Linked DNA regions of Mus musculus: region 2 is linked to region 1. A link is a loop called in an ENCODE intact Hi-C map of the cell type or tissue named here. Cell type or tissue: gastrocnemius. All regions are shown on one strand. Each heading gives the region's core, and the rest is flanking DNA. Links, peaks and the distances in the headings are about the cores only.

What was found. Peaks named below come from ENCODE experiments on the same cell type or tissue, not always from the same donor. Only the 100,000 strongest peaks of a DNase experiment are listed, where the experiment ranks them.
Region 2: it touches region 1 in a loop (5-fold over the local background); 2 of 42 quality-filtered maps call a loop at or near these places.

Annotation. Positions count from the first base shown.
Region 1 is chrX:100,596,284-100,612,621 of GRCm38, forward strand. It overlaps Arr3 (arrestin 3, retinal), which reads left to right and starts at 9,214. Exons shown (of 17, transcript NM_133205.3): 1 at 9,214-9,300; 2 at 10,333-10,360; 3 at 10,600-10,630; 4 at 10,781-10,841; 5 at 11,039-11,083; 6 at 15,465-15,664; 7 at 15,769-15,828. The coding sequence starts at 10,353. In gastrocnemius, for the core only: no CTCF peak of the experiment used is centred there; no DNase peak of the experiment used is centred there.
Region 2 is chrX:100,956,163-100,972,500 of GRCm38, forward strand. Tex11 (testis expressed gene 11) reads right to left here. Exons shown (of 30, transcript NM_031384.2): 13 at 15,932-16,010. It also overlaps the pseudogene Gm19083. Among named protein-coding and RNA genes, the nearest start is that of Gm24577, 41 kb to the right of the region's middle. In gastrocnemius, for the core only: no CTCF peak of the experiment used is centred there; no DNase peak of the experiment used is centred there.

The DNA of each region.
Region 1 (16,338 bases), core at 4,181-12,180:
AGACTGGTTATGATTGACAAGCACAAGCCTGTAATGTCAGTACTTGTGGTTGGAGGATGAGACAGGAGGATTGCTCCAAGTTCAAGGCCAGAGAATGGGTCTCGTACTAAGTCTCTGTCAAAGAAAAAAAAATGACTCCAGGTTTCTTGCCTGGGTGACTAGAAGAGAAGTCTGTTAACAGGCTCAGAGGCTATAAGAAAGCTGATTTGGGGAAAGAAGAGAAGTTCATTTCCCAGCATGTATGTTTTCAGATGCCTATGACACATGTAAGAACAGATGGCCAGGAAACAGTTCATATCTCCCTGTGGATGCTAGCCAAGAAACTTCCCTAACACATCCCACCCCTTCCTACACAGCACCCTGTCTCTCTCCATCACTCCAAGAGAACTTTGTCTTAATACAGTAGAGAAGGCATGCAGAGCAAGCCTCCACCGTTAAAAAGCCTAATGTCGGAGAACAGTTGTGAGCAGCTGTGGATCTGAGGCCTCTGGAGACAACTGGGGCTTTGTAAGTATCACTGTCTCTGGTATAAAAGGCAAATTGGGTCTGGAGGATGCTGTGCATAAGGTGAGCAGTACTTGTTGGGAGGGATAAGCAAGCTGGAGCAGAATCTTTAAGCTGGGAAGCAATAAAGACTCAGAACCTGATTCTCAGGTCCTAAGAATGTGACCTAACTACATCCTAGAAGGGAGAGGAGGAGGCAGGCCTGCAAAGGAGACTCTAAAATCCAGAATCTAGATCTCTTGTAAGAGCTACAATCCTGGATCAGGGGGTGGAGGGTGGATCTGGAGACTGCCTTGTTTCAGGGTTGAATCACAAACAACCTGAGTCCTGGACTACTGAATATTAGTATGTGGTATAAAAAGCCCAAGTTGAAACCAGGTGAGCTTGAATTAAAATTCTTGTTCTGCTTATCAACTATATAACCCTAGGCACCTAGTATATGTTATAAAAAGCCCAAGTGTTTGGAGCCAGTGAGTGTGAATTCTAATCTTTGTTCTGTTTATTACCTGTATAACCCTAGGCACCTATTTGTGACAATTTCCTCACCAGTGAAATGGGGATAGTAATATCAAACTATAGGTATCAGAATATGTATTGATCAGTGGGTTTAAGTCTTAAAATGCTGCGAGTCTGTAATACTTCCCTTCATGTTATTCTGTTCCCAGGGTTAACACTGGCCTCTACGGAGGAGGTGAAGGGTGTCTTGAGACATGTCTCAAGTCATGGAGAAGTGTCACATTAGAAAACAACCGGCCTGAGCCAGCTTCCTGCTCTACTGCTTCAAGCTGGCTTACCTTGAGGGGTTCCACTGACTTAAGTCTGCCAGGCTTCAACCGAGTAAAGTACAAGCAGGCTTGGGCTTGTCCCTGGACACCGCTGCAGTAGTAGCTGCTGCTTCCACTGCCGCCCAGTGGCTACTTTAGGAAAAGACCTCCCCCAGTGTTCCCAATGGAAGTCCCAGCTTCTGCCACCCTCCTGGAGGAAAGCAAGCACCACAGATCACACTCCTTGTCTCTGAACTGCTTCTTCACTTTGGTCTCTGTGGCTTGTCTCACATGGCTTCTACTATTCCACTAGACACTCCTGGCTCCTTTCCCTGGCTCCTTTTTGTCACCCTTCCACCAAATGTGGGCCTTTCCCAAATCAGGCTCCCCTCCCTGCCACAACCCTCCTTCCTCTCCTCTTTCCCTTCGCCACCATCTCTCTCTCACTTTCCCCTCTCCAGCTCTCCTCAGAAAACTACCCTCATGAATTTAACTGCCATTTTGATATTATCAATAATTATCTTTTATTTTGTTTTTGAGAAAAGATCTTGCTCAGGTTTGCTTTAAACCCACAATGCAGCACTTTGCCTCCTTAGTGCTATTATTGCAATATGTACTACCACACCTGGAAGATGTTACCAGTAATTGTAATAAAGAGATTCTAACATAGTTCTCTCTGTGTCACCGTCTCTGTCTCTCTCTGTCTCTCTGTCTTTCTCTGTCTCTGTCTCTGTCTCTCTCTCTGTCTCTCTCTCTCTGTCTCTCTCTCTCTGTCTCTCTCTCTCTCTCTCTCTCTCTCTCACACACACACACACACACACACATACACAAATACATATGCTCACTCCCCCCTGTCCTCCTCCAAATTTCTTTCTCAGAGCTGGAGAGAAAGCTCAGTACTTAAGAGTACTTGCTGCTCTTACAGAGGACCTGGGTTTGAGGCCCAGCACCCACATCTGGCAGCTCACAACCACTTAAAATTCAAGACAACCCTGTCTGCCCTTTGGCTTTGTGGGCACTACACTCAGGTACACATACATACACATACACACATATATAATTAAAAGTAAACATTTAAAAATACTTCTCTCATGCTTTCATAGCATCTGATTTTAATAGAAATTATGGCTCATCATAGATTTCTGATAATTATACTCATTTGCGTTTTTACCCATCTCCTTCTGAACCTCTCACTCCTAAGCTAGATCTAAAGCTCCTGTCCTCACTTCTTATAAAGTTATGACCTAGAAAAAAGCAGCTTTTCCAAATGAGGTTTGTGGTTGTCCAAAACTGCTTTTCAATTCAGAGTTAAGAAAGCATTCAGTAAATGTTGAGTGAATGTTTATCCAGGTTTGTTGTAGATTATGCCCACATGGGCATTTGGTATCAGTTTAGTACTTATCTTAATACATAAATGTTTCCATATCATTATTAGTGATAACCATTCCATTCTATTACTCCAATCCCCCCCCCAGTCTTCTCCTTCCTGGTCCCTCACATGTAGTATTCATAAATGTATTGGTGGTGATTTCTCTGAAATGTCTGTGGTTAACTTGGGGACCAGAGTAAAAAAAAAAATGGAGGAAAGACATATTTTCTAATCTCTTTAATTTAGAATGGAGAGAGGAAGAGAAAGAGGAAGAGAGAAAAGGAAGGAATGTGGGAGGGAGGGAGGGAGGGAGGGAGGGAGGGGAGAAAATGAGTAGAAGGTAACAATGTAGTTGAAAAACAAAGGCAGACAGTTCTAAGTAATTCCAGCTTCATAGCCTATCAGCTGCATGACTGACTAAGCCTCCCTTGAAATATCAGACAGTACACATAAGAGCTCAGTGTCTAGCTGCTGCCGTCAGCATCATTGTTAGTAGGTGTATTTTGGAGGCTATATTCGGAGTCTCTTCCTTATAAAGTGAAAAAAAATGAGGTCATCTTCTGAGAGTTAAAGCTTGATGGATAGAAATAGTAATCAGAACCCTGGCTAGTCCAAACTTACTAATGAAATCACATCAAAGTGCCTGGCTCCGTACAGGTAGGCTCAAGGTAGGCTTTGCTCATATGTCCTCCCTCTAGTGCTCCTTTAAAGAAATTGGGGGAGGGGGTTAAATAGAGCCTTACTACATACCCCAGGTTAGCCTGTAACTCACTATGAATCCTAGGCTGGTCTTGAACTAGGCAATCCTCCTACCCCAGCCTCCACAGTGCTAGCACTACAGGCATGTGACACCACACCCAGCTTAGTGTGCCTTACTTGGCTTTCTAAATGTGATCATCATGTAGGTAGTTCCCAGTAGCTGATCCATCTATCACCTTTCCATCCTCCCCCACTGAGCCAATGCCCTTGTTCACATCCCACTCAAATCTGTTGATTTGGAAAGAATGTAAGAGCCAGAGAAAGGTGGGGGAGCAGTGTGGAACACTGAGTTCCAGGCCTGGCATGGCTGTTCCAGTCCTGGACTCACTGCAGCTATAATTACCTGTTCAAGATCTGCACAGAAAATTGAGCTCATCTACACCCCCATCGTGGACGGGAGAGGAGCTCACAAAGCCCCACTCCCTCCCTGAGGATTCCTGTATAGCTAATGGCTCGTGGTGGAGACGGTGAGAGGTTTTCTTCAGTGGTGTTGCTGCTGGTAAGATGCTCCTGCTCCTGTAAACAAAGTCTACCCCACGCTCCTATAAACAACCCTAATCCAGTGGGGTCATAGAAAACAGACATGAAAATATAAAGAGGATTAGTTGAGAAGAGGAGGCAAGGGAACAAGAAAGAGTAATGAGTGTGAACACGGTCAAAATGCATCATGTTCATGTCTGGAAATGTTATAATGAAACCTATTATTATGTACAATTAACACATGCTAATAAGATCCTTCAAAATCTGTTGATTTGCTTTCAGTTACAATAACAGAAAATTTCAGCTAACTTAAAAGAGAGAGAGAAATGTATATTAGCTTTCATTTAAGTCCAGGAGCAGAATCAGCAGTTCAGTAACGTCATACAAATCTAGATTCGTTCCATCTTTCTGATCTGCAACCCTCAGCATGTTGTTAGGAACGTTCATGGTCACAAGGGGACCATGGCAGTTTGTGCATTGCATCCAAACTTGGCACTATTCAATGAGAAGAGAGGAAGGCCTCTCTTCCTGTGTATTTATTTTTATCATTCAGGAAACCTTTTTCAGAATCTCTCCAGCATATTACCCCTCACATCTCAGTGGCCTGAATTTCATCATGCCTAGCTAACCCAGTCACTTTCAAGGAGATGAAACAACCCTATCTGATTTTTTTAAATCTGATTTATTAAGAGGAGCACTGGAGGAGGGTAGATACCTCTAAAAATAGTGTCTCTCTCTACAAAGACAGGGAGAGGGCAACTGAGTTGGTATGCAATCCTATCTGCTACAATCCTGTCTGTACAACCCTTAGTGAATAAGCCACCCCTTCCTCATACAGAGGTGTGATTTTTCACATCATAACTGGAAGGTCTAGTTGGGATATCATTGGGGTGTGCAGAGTGGGAGTGGAAAGGACCTGAAAATACTGCTCCCAACAGTGTATCAGAGACGTCTTCCTTTGCTCTCTTACCCCTGCATCCTTAGAAAATGCAGATACTCTGGGTCAAATGAAAAGATAGCAATAGTTCTCTATAGGGGATTGATTAATAGGAAAGCAGCACAAGGGAATTTGTTGGGGGAAATGTGGGTGTACACAGGAGTATTGGTTTCCTACAAATATTGCAACGAGTTATCACAGACTTGGCTTAAAACAATACATGGTAGTTCTCTTACAAATCCCAAGGTTAGACGTCTGAAACCAGCATCAATGGGCTAAAATTAAGGTGTCAGCAGAGCTTTTCTTACATTTCCAGAGTCACCTTGCAACCTGAGTCTGAAGAGAATCTGTCCCCTTGTGGTTTTAGCTTGCAGAGCTGCATCCCACCACACTCATCTCTCCAGTCTTCAGAGCCAGCAGTGACAGCATCTTGCTTCTTTCTTTATATTGCTTGTCTCTTCAGGCAAATCTGGTGTTTGTTGGTTGGTTGGTTGTTGGTTTTAGACAGGGTCTCACCATGCAGCACTGGCTGGCCTGGCATTTGCTATGTAACCAGGCTGGCCTCGAACTCACAGAGATCCATCTGCCTCTGCTTCTCAAATGCTAGCATTAAAGGTGTGTGTCATCACACCCACCTTGCCTCTCTTTCAATAAGACTAATGACTCCATTTGAGCCCACATGGATAATCCAGAATAATCTCTCTATTTTAAGAACCCTAATCACATCTGCAAAATCCCTTTCACCATGTAAGGTAATGTCTTAGGCTTCAATGATTATGACCTGCTATTTAGGGGTCAATACTTAGCCCACCATAGTAGGTAGGACTTCACCAAAGTGCTCTCAAGATTTGTTCATTATTCTGGGCACAGTGGCATATGCCCATAATCTCAGAGCTGTAGAAGTTATGGCAGGAGTTGTGAGTTCCAGGCTAGCCTGAGCTGTACAATGAGACCTTGTCTCAAAAAATAATTGCACATTTTACCATCTATAGATTACATCACAGCCTCAAATTACAAATATTCAGGAAAAAAAGATAACGGTTTGAGTTCAAACATAGTAAGGAGTTAAAGACCTACAAAGTCTCTTTTCTTCCAACTCAGGGGACTATAACCTGACTTGAAAGGGGAGTGATAAACACCTAAAAGGGAGTATGGGGCTTTGAGTGTGGGTCTGGTGAAGATTAGGCCAGAAATAGATTGATTCTTGTTTTATTACCTACCCCACCATAATCACCAACCTCAGCAAGTCTTCGGCTTTTTCCCCCCATACTGAAGCTTAGTTTCTGCTTCTTTAAAGTCCCAGTAGAATCTGAGGTCCTCTAGCTACCTGAAAATGCCTGTGAAAGACACAGAACAATTAACTGAAAAGACCCTGGGGTGCATACCAGTCACAAATGGCAGCAGCTGACTCAGTCAGCTGATTCTATCTAGGGATTCCATCTAGGTGTTAGAGGCAGATATGGGAATCTGCAGTGCACTTTCTGGATTTCCAGATTCCTGTGACCTAAAGGAATTGGAACTGAGACATCTGGGTAGTGGCAGTAACAGAGACTGCTTTTTTTTTTTTTTTTTTTTACTTATTTTTTTTCTGTTCATTTTTTTATTACGCATTTTCCTCAATTACATTTCCAATGCTATCCCAAAAGTCCCCCATTTGCATTACCCTCCCCTCAACTCCCCTACCCACCCATTCCCACTTTTTGGCCCTGGCCTTCCCCTGTACTGGGGCATATAAAGTTTGCCTGACCAATGGGCCTCTCTTTCCAGTGATCCAGGCCATCTTTTGATACATATGCAGCTAGAGACATGAGCTCCGGGGTACTGGTTAGTTCATAATGTTGTTGCACCTCCAAGATTGCAGATCTCTTTAGCTCCTTGGATACTTTCTCTAGCTCCTCCATTGGGAGCCCTGTGATCCATCCATTAGCTGACTGTGAGCATCCACTTCTGTGTTTGCTAGGCCCCGGCATAGTCTCACAAGAGACAGCTACATCTGGGTCCTTTCGATAAAATCTTGCTAGTGTATGCAATGGTGTCAGCGTTTGGATGCTGATTATGGGGTGGATCCCTGTATATGGCAATCACTAGATGGTCCATCCTTTCATCTCAGCTCCAAACTTTGCAGAGACTGCTTCTTAAGAAAGGGAACATTTCCAGTCAAGGAACTGAACCAGAGAATCGGAAGCTCGATGGCATTGGGCTACAGGAGTTGTGACTTTTTCAAGGTCATCATTTCCAGCATGTGTATATCAGGACCCTTCTCATGTGGGTGTTCTGTCCCATACATGTAGCCTTTGGTTGTGAGTTCTAAGCTCTTTCATTGTTATTTGTTTCTTTCATATGCTAATTTTTGAGACAGGGTCTCTCTATGTAGCCCTGGTTGTCCTGGAACTCACGGAGAGCTACCTGAGTCCACCTACTGAATGCTGGGATCAGAGGCATGTGCCACCACATCCAACCATATGTTAATTTTGATACTTCTAGCTCTACCCTACATAGGGTCCTGGGTGAGGAAAAGAAAGACCCAGCTCAGCCAGACTTCTAAACCACAGCTATAGCTATCCTCAGAGGACTAGAGAGCCCATCTCAAGGATTGAAGACTATGGATATAAGTAGACATGTAGGACCAGCTAGGTCCAAGGAGGATCAGAGTACTAGATCCTCAGACCTTAGAGTTTCTGCTTCTACATGCTTCATGCCTACAGAGGTAGGGCCAAGGCCCTATGAGAAAAACAAGAAATAGATGCTCTGGCTGCTGCAGGGACAAAAATATCTCTAATTCCATATGAGTGGTCACACAAGGTAAGGGAAGCTGCTTAGAGCATGGACCTAGTTTCTGGGATTGGAAAGACTAGAGAGCTGAACAGTGGGAGGTAGAGAAGTTATTCTAGGCCTGGGTCGTACAGATGTCAATTGCCTATTCCCTGCATGGGTAATGTTCAATTTGTCTTGCAGAGAACCTGCCTCTAGGCCAGGAATGCTATGATACCTTCCTTTCTGATAAGAAAACCAAGTCAAGGATCTCTACTCCTGCCCCATCACCTACAGAAGATTGGTTCCTGCTGCTCACTGGAGCTGAGAGAATCAGGGTTTCTGATTGACATCAGGCTGCAAGAGTCCAAAGTCTCAAGTGGGGGACAATCGGGAAAGGCTACTCTTTCCCATGCTCTTGGCTTTCTTGTGGCCTGGAAAATTCCAGAGGCTAGAATGTGACACAAGTTGCTCAGACAAACCAAGGTCCACACTGTGAACCCTAATAGTTTTACCCTGTGTTATACTTCACCTCTATGAATTTCAACTTGACTTTGATCCCAACCCTCATGTGCAATGTTTTCACAAGTCCAAAACCCACCAATTTCCTTCTTTTTTATTAGATATTTTCTTTATTTACATTTCAAATGTTATCCCCTTTCCTGGTTTCCCCTCTGAAAATCCCCTACCCCCTCCCCACTCCCCGTGCTCACCAACCCACCCACTCCCTCTTCCTGGCCCTGGCATTCCCCTATACTGGGACATAGAACCTTCACAGGACCAAGGGCCTCTCCTCCCATTGATGACTGACTAGGCCATCCTCTGCTACATAGGTGGCTGGAGCCTGAGTCCCTCCTTGTGTACTCTTTGGTTGGTGGTTTACTCTGGGGGTACTGGTTAGTTCGTATTGTTGTTCCTCCTAGGGGACTGCAAACCCCTTCAGCTCCTTGGGTCCTTTCTCTAGTTCCTTCTTTGGGGACCCTGTGCTCAGTTCAATGGATGGCCAATTTCCTTCTTAAATGCCCCTAGCAGTAACTGTTAGGTCTCAATCCCAAGACAAATGTCTGAGGTGCCTATTTAACAGATCAAAGCGGACCTGGCCTCAGGTTATCCCAGTCCCTCCCTGTACCTCAGTCCCTACCCATCACCAACTCTCCAGCCCAGAGCTTGGGCTGCACTTCCCCCACGGTTCTTCCCATTTTGGCTACATGGTCTTTTTTTTTACCTTTTTGGTTCCTTTGGCCTTTTGGCTTTTGGCTTCCAGGGCTTCTGGATCCCCCCCAACCCCTCCCATACACATACACATGTGCACTCGTGCACTCAACCCAGCACAGGATAATGTTCATTCTTGACCTTTCCACATACATCTGGCTATGTTCTCTCTCTTATCTACAATAAATCTCCTCCACTATACTTAGGAGCAGTTATGTTCTTCTTCTTTCTTTCTTTTTTTTTTTTTTCATTCAGTAACATCATCAGAATCCCCTAGCTCTGGCCTACCTCCTCAGTAACAATCAGCTGATCCCTGGCCACTAATCTGTACTCACTAATCTGTTTTCCAAACTCTTGGCCCCTGAGCTAATTATAGCAGTGCTTCATGCCACCCACCCCAACCCTATTCTTGTTCTCTGACTCCCACTAATCTACACATTCAGAGGATTGTGGATATAAGAGGCTGGGAGGCCAGCTTAGCAACCAGAGCTGGAGGCTGATGCGAGCTTCATCTCTTCCCTCAGGTAATATTCTAAATCTCTCTGCTTCTAGCCCATACTAAGTCCACCTCCTTTGCCTTTAGCATCTTCTTTAGGAGGAGAGGGGCATCTTTTCTGATGCAAGCAATGGATTTTTCAGGCTGATGTAAGAGACTTCTAGAACTCAGCACCCCCCCCCAACTCATCCCTCTGACCAAGCCTACTATGTTTTGAAGGAAAGCACCAGAAAGACATTTCCCTCTCTATGCTTCCCTAGCACCTTAAGCGTGGGGACAGGATGGAAATGTTTGGGGAAAGTGACAAGAGAGATGATGAGTAAGGGCAAAGAGGGCTTTCGGCCTCCACAGAGGCTTCTACTGCCACCCCCCAAGAAAGTATGAGCGCAACCCTTTCTGTTCTACAGCTTTCCCTCTTCTTTCCCCCACCTCCCCCCTGTTCTTCCTTCTGAGCTGGAGGTCAAAAGCATCCCAATTCAGGGTCAAGTCCAGTACAGGGACAAAAAGAAATTTCATCCATTCATTTATTTATTCATATAGTTAACTGACTGTGTGCCTGTTGAAGTTCAGTATCAATGCAGCCCAAGGAACGTATTTAAGAGATGGAGTATGAGCAAGTAGGATAAATAGAAGGGGTTAAAAAATAAGATGAGGAGCAATCAAGAAAGACACTGGACATTCCTCTAGCTTTCACACACATGCACCTGTGCATGCATGGATACATGCACAGGCATTCGCTCATGCACATACACATGAGAGAGAGAGAGAATGAGAGAGAGAGAGAGAGAGAGAGAGAGAGAGAGAGAGAGAGAGAGAGAGAGAGAGAGAGAGAAAGAGAGAAAGAGAGAAAGAGAGAAAGAGAATGTAGTGCAATGGTTGGGTAAGTGTGTAACTGAAGAGTTGCCCTAAGAAGAGGAAAAAAAAAAAGGAAGCATTGAGTGTTGGTGTGGTATCTCAGGCAGTTAATTTATATTACACTAGGTGTATCATTATGGAATATTATAGTGCACTAAAAAAAAAAGGATTAAATAACTGAGTGTTCCTCTTCCCCTCATCTCAGGAAAGATTCAACTGGCCAGCATGTCCACGTAAGAATCCCTTCTGATGCTCTGGATCTGTGAATTATTCCTTATCCAAGCCTGAGTATTTGCCTTTTGCGTGGAGGGGTTTATAGCTTTGGCCTACCCCAATTTTCTCTACCTTTGCTCTATCTCATGATCCCCACGCCTCTTCCTAGGAATTTTTCCTGTTCCCCAAACATTCCTTCCTTTTCTGGCTTCCTTTTTGTTCTGCTGACCATCCTTCTTTACGACTGTTCACCCCACAGAGTGTTTAAGAAGACTAGCTCCAATGGGAAGGTAAGAGAACCTGGCCCATCTGTCCGAATGGAAGGGCAATGAGGATGAATGGGTCCATTCTTCAGCATCTCGGTGGGCGGGGCTGGGGGCTTTGGGACCATTCCTTCAAAGATAACTGTGAGACTGATGTAGCAAGTTGTTCCACAACAGTTTTCCATCTACCTGGGGAAACGAGACTTCGTGGATGATGTGGACACTGTGGAGCCCATTGGTTAGTGAGTCCAAAGTGGGAAAGAGCCTGAGAAGGGAGTGGGAGCCAGGAAGAAAAGGAAAGGCCAGGCATGACCATGCAGAGCTATGAGGCCAATTGAAAGGTAGAAAGGAAAGAATCCTTTCAGGAATCAACTTTTGTTTCACTCACCCTCCAAGTTTTCCTGAGCAGTGTGCCATCTCTCCCTCTCTCTGCAGATGGAGTCGTCCTTGTTGACCCCGAGTACTTAGAAGGTCGAAAGTGTAAGTAGAAAGCCTTACTGGTTTCTGTAAAGCAGCAGGAGTCCCAACTGAAATGCCACACATGCAAACTAGGCAAATGAGTGAGTGGTCTTAGAGCAGAGGAGCATGGGGAAGCAGAAAGCAGCAGGGACATTCAGCTCAGGGTGGCCGCAGTCTTTCAGTTAGTAAAAAGTATTGCAAGTGGAGCTCAAGCTACGTACTTTATAGGTCCCAAATATCGAAAGACTTTTTTTTTGTATTCTTTCCCCAAATAGTATTCAAAATAACTATATGCCTAAAGAACAAATACAATTATACTCTGCAGTATTACACAAAACAAGCATCTGTGTTGAAATTAATGTCTTAATAAAATTTGTGGGTTTCCCCATTACTGCTATGGTGGTCTTGCTTGACTACTGGTTTCAATTTGGCTTAGACTGCCTATGGAATGAACCAATACACAGAAAATCAATATTTTTACATACATTTCTTGACTTCCAAATGTTAACAACTCACTAAAAGATTTGTAAAGATCAAATATTCCCCCCCCCCTTTTTTTTTCTGCAGCCGAAGTGTCCCTTGGGCTTCCATTTTAAAAGCTTTGATATATGTCATTCCACAAGGTTTTTTTTTTCTTCATCTGTTTGTTTTGTGTGTGTGTGTGTGTGTGCCAAGTATGTGCGTGCATGCGTGTATGTGGGGGAGAGAGATAAGGAAGGGAGAGACAGAGAGAGACAGACACAGAGAGAGAGAGAGACAGAGAAGGAGAGGGCCTAAACGTGTATTCTACAAAAACCAAGGAAATAACAAGCACAGGCAATACCAGCAGGAGACAGCACAGCCCTCCGGCAGCCGAACTCTAGTTCAAGATTGCACTGAACTACTTCCCACTGAATTTTCCCCTTTTAATTCTCACTATGGATTAACCCCACTGTGATCCAACTGGACTGAAAATTGTGTTCAACTGGAGAAAAGATTCAGAACCAGTTGGTGACTACTCGTCCAGAAATAGCCTTTAGATACTGGGAATGAAAGAGCTTTCCTTTCTGAGATTAAGCACCACGGATAAGCACTCTGGACAATTTCAAATGTCAGAGAAACTTTTCAGAATAGGCACAAATTAGCCAACTTATTTATAAGTAACAAATACTCTGTTTCTAAAATCTAAGTGGTTTTATTCCCGCACTTCTAAAATTTCCCAGAATAACCTATGAAAAGAAATATTCACTTTTTAAAGACTGCATGTTGCTTGGCATGATGACTAACATCTACGACAACACCCAGGAGGCTGAGGAAGCAAGTCCAAGGCCAGGCTGGCATGCAAAGTGACTTTGAGGCCTGTGAAAACTATATAGGAAGAACTTATCTCTCAAAAATTACAGGCTTACTCAGAAATTAGATATATTTGAGTTTTTTATGTCTCTTTGGTAGAGTTTTGACTTATTATTCATTTCAATCTTATATATTTCTGACATTTCCTCCCACTTGTATGCTCTGTTACTTTGTGAACATCATCTTGCTTTGACCGTATTTTTCAAGTCCTTCTCCATCACAGGTGTATGTTTTAATGTAAACCATCCTTTTCTATGCACTGAGTGGTAAAGTCAAGTGAGGCGAAAGATGTGGGGTATGGTACACACACACACACACACACACTACTGTTTAATAGCACTCTATCTGGCCTCTCTGTGTGCTATTCTTTGCAACTGCAAAATTTTACTGTATAAACAAACAGTAGTCACAAAAGTTTTTTTAAATGTTTAATTTCGGAAAAGAAATGAGAAAACAGTTATAAGTACCTGAGATTGCCTTGTGTTTAGTTGTAGAAACAAAGCAATTTAGAAGGCATCAGAGCAGATAACATGGCACTTATCTCTGCAAAAATGGTGCTGTGGTAGAGCTTTGAATTTTTCTTTTTGATTATATTTTTGATGCTCATATAAATGTGTATGTAATTTATATCATTAAGACAAAATGGACACATTTAGAGTAGATGTTGCCTTTTAGAGGAAAATAAAAGCAACCTGCCAGGCCTGGTAATGCAGGCCTGTAATCCCAGCTGCCTGGGCAAGAGGGGCTCAGGCAGGAGGATCACAAAAAGTTCAAGAGTAGGCTGGGCAAATTTAGAGAGATCTCTGAGGCCTCAGAATAAGAAAGTACAAAGAAAGATAAGCGGCTACCTAGTGTGCATGAGATTCTGTGAGTTTGAGACCAGTCTGGTCTACTTAGTGAATTCCAGGCCAGCTAGAACTTCACAGAGAGACCTGTCTCAAAAATAAATATACAAAAAATAAAATCAAATACTACAAAAATCATAGGCTTAATCCCTATAATCAACACACAGCCAGCAAAAGTAGCAGTCAGAGGTAGCCAGATCTCTGTGAGTTCAAGGCCATCACAGATGAAGGGATTATAATTTAATTACTCCTAACCCCATTTCAGCTTTCATCTACTTACTTTTTTGTGCAAAAACCCCTATTTTATAATTTTATAATCCCATAAATACCTTATAATTTTCTTTTAAGTCTATGTCAACATATATGAATCCATAATCTATGAAGCTGCGTTTAAAAATCCACTCGTTGGACATTTCCTTTGTTTTCAACATGTTTTCGACATTTCAACATTTGTTTTAACATATTTTGCTGTTATAAACAACTCTGCATCCCCCAACCCGTTGTGTGTATCCAATTCGCTCTTTAGGCTGAATTCCCAGAGAGCTAGTGTTTCACAGAAAGTTTGTAACGTGAATGTCTGGCCAATTCTGCCTCTGCCTCTGCCTCGCATCTCACCTTCTGAATGCAGTGATTATAGATGCAAACTACCACTTCCAGTGTTTTGTGGGTTCCGGGGATTGAAATAAAGTCAACCAGCTTATGGAACAAGTACTTTTACCCACTGAGCTATCTTGCTGGTATCTGACCCTAATTCTTGTTAACTCTTTTAAACTATTAAATATTTCAGGCATAAAAAAATATATCTACCACCTAGCTTTGAAAAGAAGTATAGACCCAAAGCTTCCTCTGCCCTTCTTTTTGAGTCTCTCTCCCTATCCTTGTCTTTTCTCCTACCCAGGCAACCACTATCCTACATTTAGTGTTTATTTGGTCCATGATGCTTGTATACTTATATTTAACATTCTGTGTCTACAACCAATTTTTACATTGTTATATACAGTTTTAATCTGCATATAAAATTAACAGTGCACATTTAATTCTGGTGCTAGAATTTTTTTTTTGAAATTTAATCATTTAATTATTCATATACTTCTTAGTTGACTAATGCTGCTGTACCAAAATACCCAAAACTAGATAATATATTAGGAAAAGAAATTTACTTTCTCACTATTCAGTAGCCAGGCAAATCCAAGTTAAGGTGAGTAGCATGTTCAATTTTCTGTAAAGGCTGCTCTCTGCATGCAAAATTGGGCCTTATTGCTGGGCCCTCCAGAGGGGAGGAATGTTGTGTACATAGGTGACAGAAGGTGAACTGGAAAAAAAAAAGATGGATGCTACACAAGGCTTCTCTAATAAAGGTCTAAACACCATTCATAAATGAAGATGAGAAAAGGTTCCATTTGTGGTGATATGACAGTAGCTCCGACCAGTCGTGCATTTGAACTCCAACTGAGCCACATCAGCATGAACACTCAATGTCTGGCTTCAATATTTTTGACAGTATGATCTGTGTGAAATGTCATCCCACTGTGGCTTTCATGTGGATGTATCTGATTACTACTGAGACTACACAAATCTTTGGCCATTCCACATGTGCTTCTAAGAATCCACCTGCGTTCTTGGCACACTTTTAGATTGGTGTGTGTGTGTGTGTGTGTGTGTGTGTGTGTGTGTGTTACCAATTGGTAACAGTTATTTTGTTCATGTGTGTACAGGTATGTGTGGAGGCCGGAGGTCAATCTTGGGTGTTTTTTGAGAGTGGATCTCTCCCCCTCTCTCTCTGTTCTGGGGCCCACTGATCAGGCCAGACTAGGTGGTCAGAGAGCCTCAGGAATCTATCTACCCGTCTCCACCTAGCAGCGCTGGGATTGAAGCATGTACCATTGCTCCCCACCTTTTCCCATGGGACCAAATCCAAGTCCTTATACTTTGGCAGCAAATTCTTTGCCAACTGAACTATCTCCTCGGCCTTTCAACATTCCAAATGCTAAACAGTTATATGTGTTTCAAACACTTGAACTCTGAATTTCCTTTTATCTTTGTGAACCTTGTAACACAGAGAACTTTAAAATACTATTGCAATCAAATGTAACCAAATATTTCTTTGTGACTATACTTTTGGGATTATACTAGCTTGCCTCTGTGGGTCTTCCTTTCCCCCCATTTAGGATTTCCTTTGTCACAAGTTTGACAAGTCACTCACTCTCTTCCTCTTTTGCCAGCAGTGTTTGTCAGGTTGACCTGTGCTTTTCGCTATGGCCGTGATGACTTGGATGTGATTGGTCTGACATTTCGCAAAGATCTCTATGTACAAACCAAGCAAGTGGCTCCAGCTGAACCCACCAGCATCCAGGGCCCCCTCACAGCCTTACAGGAGCGGCTTCTGCACAAGCTCGGGGTCAATGCCTATCCTTTTACACTTCAGGTACTGACCTCAAGTCTTGGGCAAAGTTTCCAGGGAAGATTAAGAGATAAAAGGAGAACAGAGAGAGTTGTCCCTATTTTTCTGAGCTCCTTCTGATTTCCTAGATGGTTGCTAACCTGCCCTGTTCAGTAACACTGCAGCCTGGGCCTGAAGATTCAGGAAAGGTAAGGAAGACCATTAGCTAATGACCTTTCCACCAATGACCTAGTCAACTCAAAAGGAGGGAAGGCTTTTTCTTGTCTTTCTTTCTTTTTTTTTCCTCATGGTTCAGTCTATGGCTATACAACTCCGTTGATTTGGGCTCCTGGAAATATAGTATATGATGATGGGAGCACATGGCAGAAGAGGTTTGATCCCAGGGAGCAAACAGAATGTCGAGAAGGGCATGTCTCCAAAAACCAAACTTCCTCAATTGCTCTTAAGAGGTCTCAACTCAAATTTCCTACCACCCCCCAATAGAAGCATTGGCTAGGCTGAGTGTGGTGGTACACATCTTTAATCTCAGCATTTAGGAGGCAGACACAGGCAGATCTCTGTTGAAATTGAAGCCAACCTGGTCAATATAGTGGCTTTCAGGTCAGTCACGGCTACACAACGAGACCCCATCTCAAAAAGAAAAGAACCACAAGCTGGGGCCAAGCCTTTGATCCATAACCAACTAGGGTACATTTCAG
Region 2 (16,338 bases), core at 4,194-12,193, 360 kb after region 1:
AAAGCATTATGTGAAATACTTAAGAATAAATTTAAAACTACCACACACCAGTCAGAATGGCTAAAATCAAAAATTCAGGTGAGAGCAGATGCTGGCGAGGATGTGGAGAAAGAGGAACACTCCTCCATTGTTGGTGGGATTGCAAGCTGGTACAACCACTCTGGAAATCAGTCTGGAGGTTCCTCAGAAAATTGGACATAGTACTACTGGAAGATCCAGCAATACCACTCCTGAGCATATACCCAGAAGATGTTCCAACTTGTAATAAGGACACATGCTCCACTATGTTCATAGCAGCCTTATTTATAATAGTCAGAAGCTGGAAACAACCCAGATGTCCCTCAACAGAGGAATGGATATAGAAAATGTGGTATATTTACACAATGGAGTACTACTCAGCTATTAAAAACAATGACTTCATGAAATTCACAGACAAATGGATGGAACTTGAAAATATTATCCTGAGTGAGGTAATCCAGTCACAAAAGAACAAACTCGGTATGTACTGTCTGACACGAGGATATTAGCCAAAGAGTTTGGAATGCCCAAGATTCAATTCACAGACCATATGAAGTCCAAGAAGAAGAAAGACCAAAGTATGGATGCTTCAGTGTTTCTTAGAAGGGGCAACAAAATACTTATGGGAGCAAATATGGAGACAAAGTGTGGAGCAGAGACTGAAGGAAAGGCCATCCAGAGACTGCCCCACTTGGGGATCCATCCCATATACAGCCACCAAACCCAGACACTATTGTGGATGCCAAGAAGTGCTTGATGACAGGAGCCTGATATGGCTGTGTCCTGAGAGGCTCTGCCAGAGCCTGACAAATACAGAAACAAAGGTGGATGCTTGCAGCCAATCATTGGGCTAAGCACGGGGTCCCCGATGGAGGACTTGGAAAAGAGACTAAAAGAGCTGAGGGGATTTGCAGCCCAATGGGGGGAGCAACAGTGTCAACTGGCCAGGCCCCCCAGAGCTCACAGGGACTGGACCACCAACCAAAGAGTACACATGGAGGGACTCATGGCTCTGGTCACATATGTGGCAGAGGATGGCCTTATTGGACATCAGTGGGAGGAGAGGCCCTTGGGCGTGAGGGTGTTCGATGCCCCAGTGTAGGGGAATGCCAGGGTAGGAAGATGGGAGTGGGTAGGTAGGATGGAGGGAGCACCCTCATAGAGGCAGGGGGAGGGAGGATGGGATGGGGATTTCCAAAGGGGAGACCTGGAAAGGGTAAAACATTTGAAATGTAAATAAAGAAAATATCCAATTAAAAATACATAAATAAATAAAAGAATAAATCTAACTAAGATGACTAACTATAAATGATATAAATGGAAAAATATATTATTCTCATGGATCAGAAGAATAAATGGTACAAAGATATTTATGCTTACTCACTAAAATCTACAGATTGAGAGCAATCTCTATCAAAATGTTATTAACATTATTCATAGAAGTAGAAGAAGCTATAATAAAATCTTATGAGCTAAAAATGGACCTAAGTGACCAACAAAAATTATAAAAATGAAAAGCAAGGGCTAAAAAGACAGCTCAGAAGTTAAGAGATTCATCCTCTTCCAGATGATCCAAATGATCCAAACTTGGTTCTCAGCACTCAAGTTAGGAGGCTCCCAACTCCCTGTAACTCCAGCCTCAGGGAACTGGGTGCCACCTTCTGGCTTTTGGTGGCATCTGCATACTTGTAGCATACATTCACCCAGACATACATACACATAAAATAAAAATAAATCTTAAAAACGAAGTTAGAGGATTCATACTTCCTGGTTTCAGATTACACTACAAAGGTATAGTATTCCCAAGAGTATGATACAGAAAAATAAGCAAGATTGGAAGGCAAGGAAAAACCTCATTCTTTTCAGTAAATATACCCATAAAACAGCATAAAAATATTGTCTCTTTAAAAATGCTGTTGGAAAAATGGATATTTTACACTCAAAAACATGAAACTGTACCTTTATCCTACAATATTCACAAAAATCAATGCAATATGTATTAAAGACTTAAGCATAATATCTGAAGCCATAAAACACCTAAAAGAAATAAAATAAGGAATGATCTCTTTTACATTGATCTTGGCAACGACCCTGGTCAGGGAGCTGGTGGAAGGACTGGAGGAGCAGAGGGAGATTTCAATCCCATTGGCAGAGCACTGTTGGCTGGATGGACAACCCAGTGCTCCCAGGGACTAGACCACCAAGCAAGAAGTGTACAGGGCAGTAGCAGAGGATGGCCTTGTCTGACATCAATGGGAGGGGAGGCCCTTGGTCTTGTGGAGGTTTGATTCCCCAGAATCAGGGGATGCTGGAGCAGTGGGGCAGAAGAGGGTGAGTGGGTGGAGGAGCATCCTCATTGAGGCAAAGGGGAGGGAGAAAGGGCGGATGTGGGAGGGGAGGTTTGTGGAGGGGTAGCTGAGAAGTGGGATATCAGTTGAGATCTGAATGAATGGAATGATTAATTTAAAAAAAAGAAACAATAGACAAAAACAAAACCAAACTAACCAAGTAGGACTATATAAATCTAAAATATTTCTATAAAGCAAAGGAAATATTTAGTAAAATGAAAAGGAAATACACAAAGTAAGAGGAAATGTTTCATATCACAGTCCAATATGAGGTTGGTATCTAAAATTTACACAATTTATAAAAATAACCTGAAGGGTTGGCAGAGACAGGAGGATCTTTTAGAAGTTCTGCTGGCCACTCACTGAGTCTAGCTGAAACAACCCAGCCCCAGATTAAGTGAGTGACCATGTCTTAAGACAAAACAATGGAGAGTAATAGAGGGTGACACCTCTGTCTATGCTAGCTAGCCACTTGGGGAGGTAGGGAAAGAATGAGGTACCCCTGGGTAGCCAGCTTTGGCTTAACATAAGATCAGAATTTCCAACAGTTTCTGAGATAGCCCTAAACAGATTGCTGATGGTTTTAATTCTGACTCAGTACTGATGATTGTATGGGTCAATTCTGAAAAATACCAAGGGTACACTACATCACACTGTATCAAATATTCAGCCAGGAATTAGTTATTTAGAAAGAAAGAATTACATCCATCTCACTATTATTTACCTCAAGAAAATAACAGAATAAGTATGAAGCTAAATCCACTGCAGAAACTAGGAAAATATATTGTCAGTGCTTAGAAACCTTGAAAGATTTCTGTAATTAAAAGCAAATGTAATTAGGCTGATAAAGAAAAATCAAGGATGAGAATATCAAAATCAAAATGGGGCAAAAGAGAATAAATAGCTGAATAATTAGCTCACTCAACCAAAAATAAATAGCCTAGGAAAATCTATTAAGTCAGAAATTAATGGGACATAGGAACAATTGATTATGGTTATAGAAGAACTGCAAACATTAATTCCATTTTCCATTGTGTGACAAGCCATCGAGACTGCTTATAGTTAAACTCAGGTTTTTCTGTCAAACAAATTTTTAAGCAATATAAGGGATCTGATTCAGCTTATATAAGAAGCGGGATGCAGACTTGGGGGAAAGAATAAGAAAGAAGGAAATCAGCACAGTGAAAATCCCTCTAATTCCCATATCAAAGTGGGGATGGGACTAGTATGTCTAGCCCACTGCAATAGCTACTTTCTAAATACATTTTCCCTGCAAATTGTGCTCCTTAGTATTCACATCCTGCTAAGGTATTTTCTCCTTGAATCTGGACTGCGTTTGTGGCTTTTTATTACAAGCATATTTTTTTTTAATTTTTATTTATTTACATTCCAGTCATTGTCTCCACCCCCTCAGTCTCCTCTCCCACAGTTCCTCATCCCATTCCTCCTCCCCTTGCCTCCGGGTGCTCTCCCCACTACCAGATCTCCCGCTTCCCTGGGGGCCTCAAGACTCTCTAGGACTAAGCACATCTCTTCCCACTGAGGCCTGACTAGGCAGACCTCTGCTATATTTGTGCCACCAGCCCCTGTAAGCTCCTGGTTGGTGGCTCAGTCTCTGAGAGCTCCCTGGGGTCTGGGTAGGTTGAGACTGCATATTTTAATTATACAAAGTAAAAGGTTTCATTATGACATTTTCAGACATTTATATACTATGATCATATTTATCACATTATTAACCCTCACTAAGGCCCGTCCCACCCACATAAATAATAGTCCTCTTTTATTTTCATGTCTTTTTCTTTCTTTAATAGCTACACCTAGAGAAAACATATATTGTCTTTGATTCTGGGATAGTTTGCTTAAGAGGCACTCTGTAGTTGTAACTATTTTCTTTAAAATGCCATAATTTTTGTTTTTTTTTAGACCCAAGTAAGATTCATTCTATATATTTAACACACTTCTTTATCAATTCATCTACTGACAGATACCTATACTGATTCCAAAACTCAGCAATTGTGAATAGTGCTATAATAAATATGGGTATGCAGGTATCTCTATTATAAGTGTACTTATTCTTGAGGCCTCTCCATACTAATTCCCACAGTGGCAGCATTTTAAGAGTTCCTTTTCCAAAGGGTCAATTTCCTCTGAGAATGTGATAACTATTCTTCTCCTGTCGAAAGCCACACATACAAGATTATATATGCACCATGGGGATACAAAAAGGACACAAACTTGGGTGGGAAAGGAAGGGGCTGGATATAGAAAGGATTGGTTAAAGAAAGGTGGTCAAAGAACTTATAAGAAAAAAGTTCCTTTCCCTGCTACAACTTCACAAGTATTTCCTAGTTTGGAGGTACTTAATTGTAGCCACTCTGACCAGGGTGAGATGCAATTTCAAGGTAGTTTAAATTTACATTTCCCTGGTGACTAAATTATGTTTAACATTTTAAACTTGTTTTATTTACTGTTCATACTAGCATATACTGTGTTTTTTAAATCAAATCCACCTTAATTCCCTCCTCTCCAACTCCTCCTTTATCACCTCCACCACTTTCCCCTTCCAAGTTATGTGGTCCCATTTAAAATACCAACTGAGCTGGATGTGGATAGCTGAGACAGAGACCTGGATAAGGGAGGTGCCCAAGAATCAGAGCATTGGGATTATGGAACCTGAAGAGGCCAGGCAGGAACCCCAGTGGTTCGACAGGGACACCAACCCACCCACAAAACTTTCAATCCCAAATTATATGAAATACAGAGATGGAATGGAGTAGAGCTGAGGGAACAGCCAAGCAATAACCAGCCCAACTTGAAACCCATCCCATGGGCAAGCACCAATCCCTGACACTACTAATGATACTCTGTTATGCTTGCAGACAGGAGTCTAGCATAACTGTCCCCTGAGAGCCTCCACCTAGCAGCTAACTCAGACGGATGCAGATACCACAGCTAAACACTGGATGGAGCTCAGAGACTCTTATGGAAGAGTTGGAGGAAGGATTGAGGGCCCCAAAGGGGATAGGAACTCCACAGGAAGACCAACAGAGTCAACTAACCTGGACCCTTGGAGCTCTCAGAGTCTGAACCACAAACCAAAGAACATATACACAGGCTGGACCTAGGCCTCCCTGCACATATGCAGCAGATGAACAACTTGGAGAAGACTGGCTCCCTAGCAGCTAGGAGGAATGTATTAAAGCCCACACCCACAGTAACACACCTACTCCAAAAGACCACACCTACTTCATCCTCCTAATGATGCCTCATCAGGACAGAACAACAAAAACCTACAGACTGATTTCTCTGATCAACACAGATGTAAAAATTCTCAATAAAATACTAGAAAACCAAATGCAAACACATATTAAGAAGATCATCCACCATGATCAGGTAGGCTTTATCTTGGAAATGCAAAGTTAGTATAACAATACATAAGTCGATTGTTGAGGCCTGCCCCACCCCCAGCATAGCTGTAGTCATTTTGTTCCATGTCCACCAGCTATTTCATATTGTTGCCAGACATTGATGCAGAAAAATAACTTGACTCAGAGCAGGGTCATGCTGACCACATACCCTGTTATGTTCTCTATGAAGTTTGTTAATCTTAAGAAACTCCACAACTATAAGCTTCACGTAGAACATATCAAATTAAAGGTCAATATGAACAGTTATATCTAAAATGGCTTGAGTCAGGGCCGACCACCATGCAGCACTTCCTGCACTTGTGTGTATGAGCTCATTGTGGCTTTTGCAGTTTTAGCCCTTATAAGTTGACATAGAAAAAAATGGTTGAGGTCGTAGCCTCAGTCTCCAAATTTTGAGTTATGGTCCTGATGGATCAATCTTAGGGTATGCATTCAATAAACTATCCCTGTCTGACTGAGCTCAGTGTTGTGTGGTTTGTGGATCAACTCCTGGACCCCAACTAATAAATATGATAAATCATAAAAATGGACTTAGACAAAAACTTTTATCATGAAAACATGTTAGACTTTTCAAAGGAATTTTTTTCATCTTTTGAGATGATTCTGTGATCTTGTCTAAGGGCCACCCACAGCTCAAAATTTGGAGGCTGAGGCTACAACCCCTTTTTTCAAATGGATGGCCAGGGTAATTCTAAGAGACTCCTAAAACAATACAGATTATTGATGTAACCCTTGGTTGCTTCCCAGAGTTGAAATTAAGCCCCTGTTGCTAAAGACAATACACATTTTAGACACAGGACTTAGAATGATTCCAGCTGGATCTAACCTAAAAGCCTTCTCTGTGATCTACTTTGAAGGTAATAGAAAATACTATGCAAGCTCCCAAGAAATCAAAGCAATTAGTAGTCTTACCCAGCCCAAACACATATGAACTACAACACTGACCAACATGGCAAACTATCTGTACTGGTGCAGTAAGTTACAGTTTGTGCAACTAACAGCTATCTAACTGGACTTAGGGCCTACTCAAAAGAAAGAAAACCATGTCTGGTACTAAAAGTCAAGCCAACTTCTCTGAGCTAGTGAGGCTATGGACCTTAGAAGTAAGTGTACTACCACCATTTTGTTAGATTCAGCATCATTCTTACTATATTCTAAATCTAACTCTACCCACAGGTAAGTGTAGACACCACCATCCATCAAAGAATCTTCTCTTTACAGCAGATGGAGATCGTCACAGAAAATCTGATCACAATACAGAGATCAAGGAATTGTGGGGTGTTTGGCATCAGTGCATACATCTACTTCACAGTTACTGTATCTTGGATAAAATCACAGAAGAAGTGAAAAAAATTAAGAGTCAGAGTACCAGGAAGTCCACTGAGAAAGTTTCTCCTAGAAATGACTACATAAATTAAACTGAAACAATGGCAGCATCAATAGACATACTTGCATGGGGATGGATTTTCACAGAGTCCCACCACTAAACTATAGGCAGCAACATATAAATACTGGGAGAGGGAAAATTTGCCTCTTCCAGGGATGAGGCCTGTCTTAGTTAGGGTTTCTGTTGCTGTGAAGAGACACCATGACCATGGCAACTCTTTTTTGTTGTTGTTGTTTGGTTTTGTTTTGTTTGGTTTTGTTTTGTTTTTCGAGACAGGGTATAGCCCTGGCTGTCCTGGAACTCTCTCTGTAGACCAGGCTGGCCTCGAACTCAGAAATCTGCCTGCCTCTGCTGGGATTAAAGGCATGCGCCACCACACCCGGCTGACCATGGCAACTCTTATAAAGGCAAACATTTAATTGGGGCTGGCTTATACTTTCAGAGGTGTGGTCCATTATCATCATGATGGGAAGCATGGTAGCATGCAGAGGCAGACATGTTGCTGGAGAATGAGGTAAGAGTTCTACATCTTGATCCACAGGCAGCAGAAGTAGACAGTGTGCTATTTTAGGCCTAGCTTGAACATAGGAGACCTCAAGGTCTGCCTCCACAGTAACACACTTCTTCCAACAAGGCCATACCTCCTAATAGTAAGATTCCCTATGAACCTATGGAAGCCATTTTCCTTCAAACCACCATAAACCCCTTAATTGGTTATCAGCCCTTAATCCATTTTCACACAAGCAACAAAAACAGACTCAGCTGTATTTATATATTTGTACATGAATATATGTACATTTAAATGTATGCATATAACAAGAATAAAGAATAATCAAAGCTAAAGTGGCGACCGATTTGAGAGTGTGAATGGTATGGGGGTTGGGAGAAGAGTCCATGGGAGTGGACAAAAGGAGGAAAGAGAAGGATTAAAGTGATGTAATTCTATCTTAATTAAATAGGCTTTTAAAATGTCTGCATCCCAGCAAACTAAAAAGTCTAAAAGAAATTAATGAATTTCTTGGCATATATGACCTACCAAAGTTAAATCAAGATGAAATAAGTAATTTAAACAGATTCACAACCCCTACTGAAATAAAGGCAATAATTAAAAATCCCCCAACCAAATAAGTCCAGGGCCAAATGTATTCAGTTCAGAATTCCACCAGACTTTCAAAGAAGAACTAATGTCAACACTGTTCATATTATTCTGCAAATTAGAAGCTTAAGGAATATTTCCAAATTATTTTTATGAAGACAGTATCAGCTGGATACCAAACTCACACAAAGACCTCTCCCTAAAAGAAAAACTTTCAATAACATACTTGCAAATCAAATTTTAAAAGACTGCAAATCAAAAAGATTATCCACCATGACCAGGTTGCTTCATCTGAGAGATGAAAAAATGGTTCAACAAGTATAAATGAGTAAACACAATTTCCCACACAGACTAAAAGAGAGAAAAGCACACATTATCTTCTTAGATACATGAAAGGTCTTTGACAAAAATCCAACATCCCTTCATGATAAAATTTCTAAAGACACTAGGATATGGACATTTCTCAGTATAATATAGTCAATCTATAGCAACCCAGCAGCCAACACTATTCAAAATGGTGAAAAACTCAAAAGTATTTCCATTAAATTAGGAACAAGATAAGAATGTTCACTCTTCCCATACCCATTCAATATAGTGATTGAAGTCTTAGCTAAAGCAATAAGACAAGTAACTGAAGGAGGCAGGGGGAAGGAGGAACCTGGATAGGAGAAGGGAGGAGAAGGGGAAGAGGGGAATATGATCAGGTATTGGGGGGAAGACAGGAGAAAAGCCCTGAGGACCAGAAGAATGAATGGAAATATGCAACCTCAGGAGGTAGGAGGTGGGTGGGGGGACCCTGTAGGGAATGTACCAAAGACCTGGGAGTTGACAGACTCTCAGGACTCAAAGGGAGGGACCTTAGATGAAATGCCCAACAGTGGCGAGAGGGAACTTGTGGAGTCCACCTCCAGTAGAAAGACAGGGCATCGAGTGGAGGAATAGAGTTGCCATCCCACAGTCAAAAACAAAACCAAACAAAACAAAACAAAAAACAAAAAACAAAACAAAAAAACTCTGACCCAGAATTATTCCTGTCTAAAAGAACTGCAGAGACAAAAGTGGAGAAGAGACTGAGGGAAAGAAGGTCCAGTGACCAGTTCAAATTGGGATCCAGCTCAAGTGGAGGCTATAAGACCTGACACTATTACTGATGCTATAGTGTGCTTACAGACAGGAGCCTAGCATGGTTGTTCTCCTAGAGGCCCATCAAGCAGCTGACTGACAGAAGCAGAAACTTACACCCAACCATTGGACTGAAGATGGGGACCCCTGTTGTTGAATTAGAGAAAGGCTGGAAAAAGCTAAGGAGGAAGGTGACCCCATAGGAAGACCAGCAGTCTCAATTAACCTGGACCCCTGAGATCTCTCAGAGACTGAGCCACCAACCAGGCAGCATACACCAGCTGATATGAGGCTCCCAACACACATACAGCAGAGGACTGCTGAGTTTGGCCTCATTGGGAGAAGATAGACCTACCCCTTGAGAGACTTGAGGATCCAGGGAGTGGGGAGGCCTAGCAGGGATGGAGGGAAGACATCCTCTTGGAGACAGAGAGGAGGGAGGAGGAATGAGATGAGAAATTGTGGGAGGGCAGACCGGGAGGGGGGCAATGACTGGACTGTAAAAAAATAAAATAAAATAAAAGTAATAAAAAAAATAAAATAGAAAAAAAACAGGAAAAGAAAATGTCAAAGTATACTTATTTACAAACAGTATGATTTTATACCTAAAAATCTGATTCCGCCAGCAAACTTCTATATCTGACAAATACTTTTGGCAATATAGGAGGATACAAAATTAACAGACAAAAATTAGTACCTTTCCTATACACAAAAGATGAATAGACAGAAAAAGAAATCAGGGAAACAGTTCATTTTACAATAGAAAGCAAAATACCTTGAATAGCGCTAACAAAAACTCCGGAGGCAGAGGCAGGCAGATTTCCGAGTTCGAGGCCAGTCTGGTCTACAAAGTGAGTTCCAGGACAGCCAGGGCTACACAGAGAAACCCTGTCTCGAAAAACCAAATAGAATAGAATAGAATAGAATAGAATAGAATAGAATAGAATAGAATAGAATAGAATAAAATAAACAATTACAGGACTTCATGAGACTAAAAATCTTACAGCAAAGGACATCATTATTGGAGCAAAGCAGCAGCCTTCAGACTAGAGGGGAAAAATCTTAACATCTGCTTGAGGGTTAGTATGTAGCAAACAACCTAATTTAAGCTAGGGTATAGAACTTAATAAGAAGTTCTCAGAAGATGAAATGCCAAGTGGCTAAAAAATATATTTTAATATGTTAACATCTTTTGGAATTAGAAAACTACAAAATTTTTATGAGACGTCATCTTAGTCATGAATATTTGCTTATAATGATTGTGAGTTGCTGGGGCTTTCCCAGGGAACCTTCCCCTATATAGAGAGGAGAGTCAGAGAGTCTTTGCTTCACAGGGCGGCCCTTAAAGAGCATAAGGAGTCTGCAAAGGAAGAGAGTGAGCCAGGCATGATGGTCAAGGGAATCCCCCAGCCTAACTAGCAATCAGGCTGCTTCGATGGCTCTAACTAGCAATAAGGCCATTTCTGCTGTTCTGACTAACAGCCAGGTGCTTCTTTATTTATACAAGCTTCCCTGAACAGAGGCAGATAATGACTAGCCAAGTGGTACAGAATGTATGTTCGACCTTTCATTACATGTCCAGGGTTGCAAGTTCAGTTACAATTAGAAAATAGAGCAGATTGTTCTTATTCTTATTAGCCCTATATATAACTCCAGATTAAAGAATCTAAAGAGTGTCACCTCCAGAGCAAACACACTTATTATATGACAGCCTATTTTTAGGCTGGCTATGTCTACAGTTTAAAAGCACTCCAAACAAACAGAAAATGTCTGAACCAGTCTTTTTATGAATAGCAAATATTAATACCTAACTTCTTTTGCTATATGTTTCATCATCTATGCTATAAAGTAGGAAAACTTTATTTTAGTCAATATATCTTACTGAGTTTTATTCCTTCAGAGTGTACCCTGTATGGCCCCCTATTTTTAAACTACATTTTTAGACACCTGTAAACCTATAATAAAAAGAGACCTGAATCTGTAACCTATTCTTCTGGCCAGAGTTTATCAACTGTCTCTGTTTGCCCTGCATCAATTATACTGTTTGAGTTTGTTCAGGGGCAGATGCCCCAAGAATATTCCTAGAGAACTGGCCTCATCTAGCTATGTTCTTAGCTGTGCTTAATGAGCTCCAGGACATAGGAAGACTTCCAAATAGTGGCCAGATAAACTTAATGTTAGGATTTTCCTAAAAAGACTCAGACATAATTTTTCTCAGGAAAGAAAAAAATTAATCATAATGCAGAAAGTTCCGATGAATACAGTACGCAGAGGCCCAAATCCAAAAGTTATAAACAGGACAGCAATTGTAGCAATCAGTTCAGTTTTGCTAAAACTGCCAAGCAGTTGTGCCTGGCATCATGACTCTAGCCTTTTCGAGTGTGAATAGCTGTGCCAGTAGTTATACACCCTATGTGTATAATCACTAGGTGCTATGATTTGCAGCCTAAACAGTTCGTTTGTTGATGGCTCAGTCCCCTGAGTAGCAGTGTTGAGAAACTGTGCTGATGAGTTTGTCAATTTGACAAAAGCTAGAGTCATTCTGGAAGAGAGAACCTTAGTTGAGAAAATGTCTGCACCAGACTGGCCAGTAGACAAGCTTGTGGTAATTTTCTTGATTAATGATCAATGTGGAAGAGCCTAGCTTACTGTGGGTGGTGCCTATACCTAGGCTATAAGAAAGCAGCCCCAGAAAGCCATGGGGACCAAACCAGTAAACAGCACTCCCCATGGCCGCTGCCTCCAGGTACCTGCCTTGACTTCCCTGGATGATGAACTACTTGCTTTAAGATGACCACGGTGTTTTATCACAATGGAAACTCTAAGGAAGACACAGGATAGAACCTGTAAAAAGTAGCATCTATTGGGACATACTTAAGTCATTTAGGGGTATACTGTTCTTTCAAGAAAATGATGTTTTCCTGAAAGGAGTTTTGAGGACAGTAATTAGGAAAACCTAAAGTGACCCTTCAATCCCTCTCTAGATTCCTGTATTAAGAGATGAGTGCTAGCATCCACACATGCTCACATCATTGCCATCCACCATGACGTGATACAGTCAAGAGGACCCTCACCAGAACTGAGGTGATGCCAATGCCATAATCTGATCCTGCAAAACAACCCTGAGATTCCACCAGTCAGAATGGCTAGGATCAAAACCTCAGGGGACAACACATGTAGGAGAGGATGTGGAGAAAGAGGAACACTCCTCCATTGCTGGTGGGATTGCAAACTGGTACAACCACTCTGAAAATCAATCTGGAGGTTCCTCAGAAAACTGAAGACCCAGCTATACCAATCTTGGGAATATACCCAAAAGATGGCCCACCATGCCACAAAGGCACGTGTTCCACCATGTTCATAGCGGCCTTATTTGTGATAGCCAGAAGCTGAAAACAACCTAGATGGCACACAACAGAAGAATGGATACAGAAAATGTGGTTCCGTTACAAAATGGAATACTACTCAGATATTAAGAACGAGGACATTCTGACTTTTGCAGGCAAATGGATGGAACTAGAAAATACCCCAAGTGAGGTAACTCAGATGCAAAATGACATGCATGATATGTATTCACTAATAAGTGGATATTAGCCCAAAAAAGTACAGAATACCCAAGCTACAGTCCTCAGAATTCAAAAGGCTCAACAAGCTGAAGTGCCCAAGTGAGGACACCTCAGTCCACTTGGGAGAGAGAAGAAAGCAATAACAAGTGGGAAGGGAAGGAGGGACCTGGGTGGAAAAGTGAATGGGCAGGGGGTGGGGAGGCTAATCTGGTTGGGTGAGGGAAAAAGACTGAAACCCTGAGGGTCAGCAGAAAGAATGGAAACAGGAAACCTCAGGAAATAGATGATACTGTTTTCAAATTTGATATTTAAATCACTGGTAGCTCTGCCAGTAATCCTTTCAATGGCAGTTTCTGAACATTCAAAGTTTTCACTCCATGTGGCAGATAAAATAAACTCATTAAGTCTCAGAGTCTGTGCTGAATAAGGAATTTTGTGTCCTTAGGTAGAAAACCTACATGATAGAGCTTTTGTTCTTTTCTATACTCAGCTTTGTTGTCCCTTGCTTGCTGGAAAACAATGCACTGGTTGTTGCCAGTAATGGCCAGGTTTTCATTCTGCCTTCCTCCTACTGTGGTCTTATAAAAAGGACAAATGCTTTGACAAAGGAGCTAAAACCACCCAGTGGAAAAAAGACATTTCAACAAATGGTGCTGGTTCAACTGGCAGTGAGCATGTAGAAGAATGCAAATCGATCCATTCTTATCTCCTTGTAGAAAGCTCAAGTCCAAGTGGATCAAGGAACTCCACATAAAAGCAGATACACTGAAACTAATAGAAGAGAAAGTGGGGAAGAGTCTCGAAGATATGGGCACAGGGGAAAGATTCCTGAACAGAACAGCAATGGCTTGTGCTCTAAGATCAACAATTGACAAATGGGACCTCATAAAATTGCAAAGCTTCTGTAAAGCAAAGGACACTGTCAATAGGCCAAAACAGCAACCAACAGTTTGTGAAAAGATCTTTACCAATCCTATATCCAATACATGGCTAATATCTAATATATACAAAGAACTCAAGAAGTTAGACTCCAGAGAACTAAATAACCCTATTAAAAAGGAAGAACAGAGCTAAACAAAGAATTCTCAACTGGGGAATACCAAATGGCTGAAAAGCACCTAAAGAAATGTTCAACATCCTTAGTCATCAGAGAAATGCAAATCAAAACAACCCTGAGAATTCACCTCACACCAGTCAAAATGGCTAAGATCAAAAATTCAGGTGACAGCAGATGCTGGCGAGGATGTAGAGAAAGAGGAACACTCCTCCATTGTTGGTGGGATTGCAAGCTTGTACAACCACTCTGGAAATCAGTCTGGTGGTTCCTCAGAAAATTGGACATAGTACTACCGGAGGATCCCGCAATACCTCTCCTGGGCATATATCCAGAAGATGTCCCAACCGGTAAGAAGGACACATGCTCTACTATGTTCATAGCAGCCTTATTTATAATAGCCAGAAGCTGGAAAGAACCCAGATGCCCCTCAACAGAGGAATGGATACAGAAAATGTGGTACATTTACACAATGGAGTACTACTCAGCTATTAAAAACAATGACTTCATGAAATTCTTAGGCAAATGGATGGATCTGGAGGATATCATCCTAAGTGAGGTAACACAATCACAAAAGAACACACATGATATGCACTCACTGATAAGTGGATATTAGCCCAGAAGCTCAGAATACCCAAGATGCAATTAACAAACCACATGAAACTCAAGACGGAAGACCAAAGTGTGGATACTTTTGTCCTTCTTAGAAGGGGGAACAAAATACCCATGGAAGGAGTTACAGAGACAAAGTGTGGAGCAGAGACTGAGGGAATGGACATCCAGAGACTACCCTACCTGAGGATCCATCCCATATACAATCATCAAACCCAGACACTATTGTGGATGCCAACAAGTGCTTGCTGACAGGAGCCTGATATAGCTGTCTCCTGAGAGGCTCTGCCAGTGCCTCACAAATACAGAAGTGGATGTTTACAGACATCCATTGGACTGAGCATAGGATCCCCAAAGAAGGAGCTAGAGAAAGAACCCAAGGAGCTAAAGTGGTTAGTAGCCCCATAGGAGGAACATCAATATCAACTAACCAGTACCCCCAGAGCTCCCAGGAACTAAACCACCAACCATAGAGTACACATGGTGGAACTTGTGGCTCTAGCTGCAAATGTAGCAGAGGATGGCTTAGTCGTACATCAATGGGATGAGAGGCCCTTGGTCCTGTGAAGGCTCTATGCCCCAGTGTAGGGGAATGCCAGGACCAGGAATGGGAGTGGGTGGGTTGGTGGGCAGGAGGAGGGGGTAAGGGATAGGGGATTTTCAGAGGGGAAACCAGAAAAGGGGATAACATTTGAAATGTAAATAAAGAAAATATCTAATGAAAAAAGGACAAATGATGCCCATGTCAGACACTTGCTTGAAACACAGCAGATCACTTTCATTGAAACTCAATGCTGTCAACAGACATTTGGCTCATTGTGAATCACAGCTCAGATGACAAGCGTTATGAGTAAGTTGCTGACAACCAAGATAAATAGGAGGATAACTTGTTCTTTTTCCCTCCCAATTGGATGTTGTGGAGAGGAACTTCATCAATAGGAATATACAGCTTTAAGGTTACCATTTTGCTCACTGTTAACATTGCTTCACTCTACAGCCACCTTCTGCATGGATTTCTTCACTGGCCCATTGTAACTTTGCTGCTCTATAGCTGCCTCTTAAACTCTTAATTCTTAGTTTACAAAACCATTGAAGGGTTTTTCTTCCTTCCTTTTAAAAAATTAATATTAACTTCAAACTAATTTTAAGATTTTTTAAGTGACTTGGAAAGCAGTGCTATACAGATCAGTACAATAATATGTTTTGTAAGAATGAACATCAATATATAAAGATTCAACATGTTCATAAAAATCATAGAAAAAAGTTATTCACCATAGAAAGAAAAATCAATTTTCCATACCTTTTATTATCTATCAGGAATTGAATAATGCTCAGATAGAATTCCAAAGGCATAGCAAGATATAGTATTTCCTTAGCAGCTACAAAGAGAAACATATTAATTAGTTAATCATACTAACAAAGAAAAAAGAATGAAAATGAGTAAAACATATCAACTTTATATGAAGTTTAACTGTTTTCAATAAATTTTCTGCTCAAAATATTCATATTAAAATTTGCTATACACCATATTTTATCTAGCACTTCACCAAAATCCTTTTAATAATGCATTAATACCCAATACTAGAAAGGGCAGTGACATGGACATCTTTATATGGACTGCAAAGTAAGCAAGTGCAAACTTTGTGAAATCAACCTGGAAATACCCTATGCTAAGAACACCTGATTAAGACTTTGGACTCTAAAGTC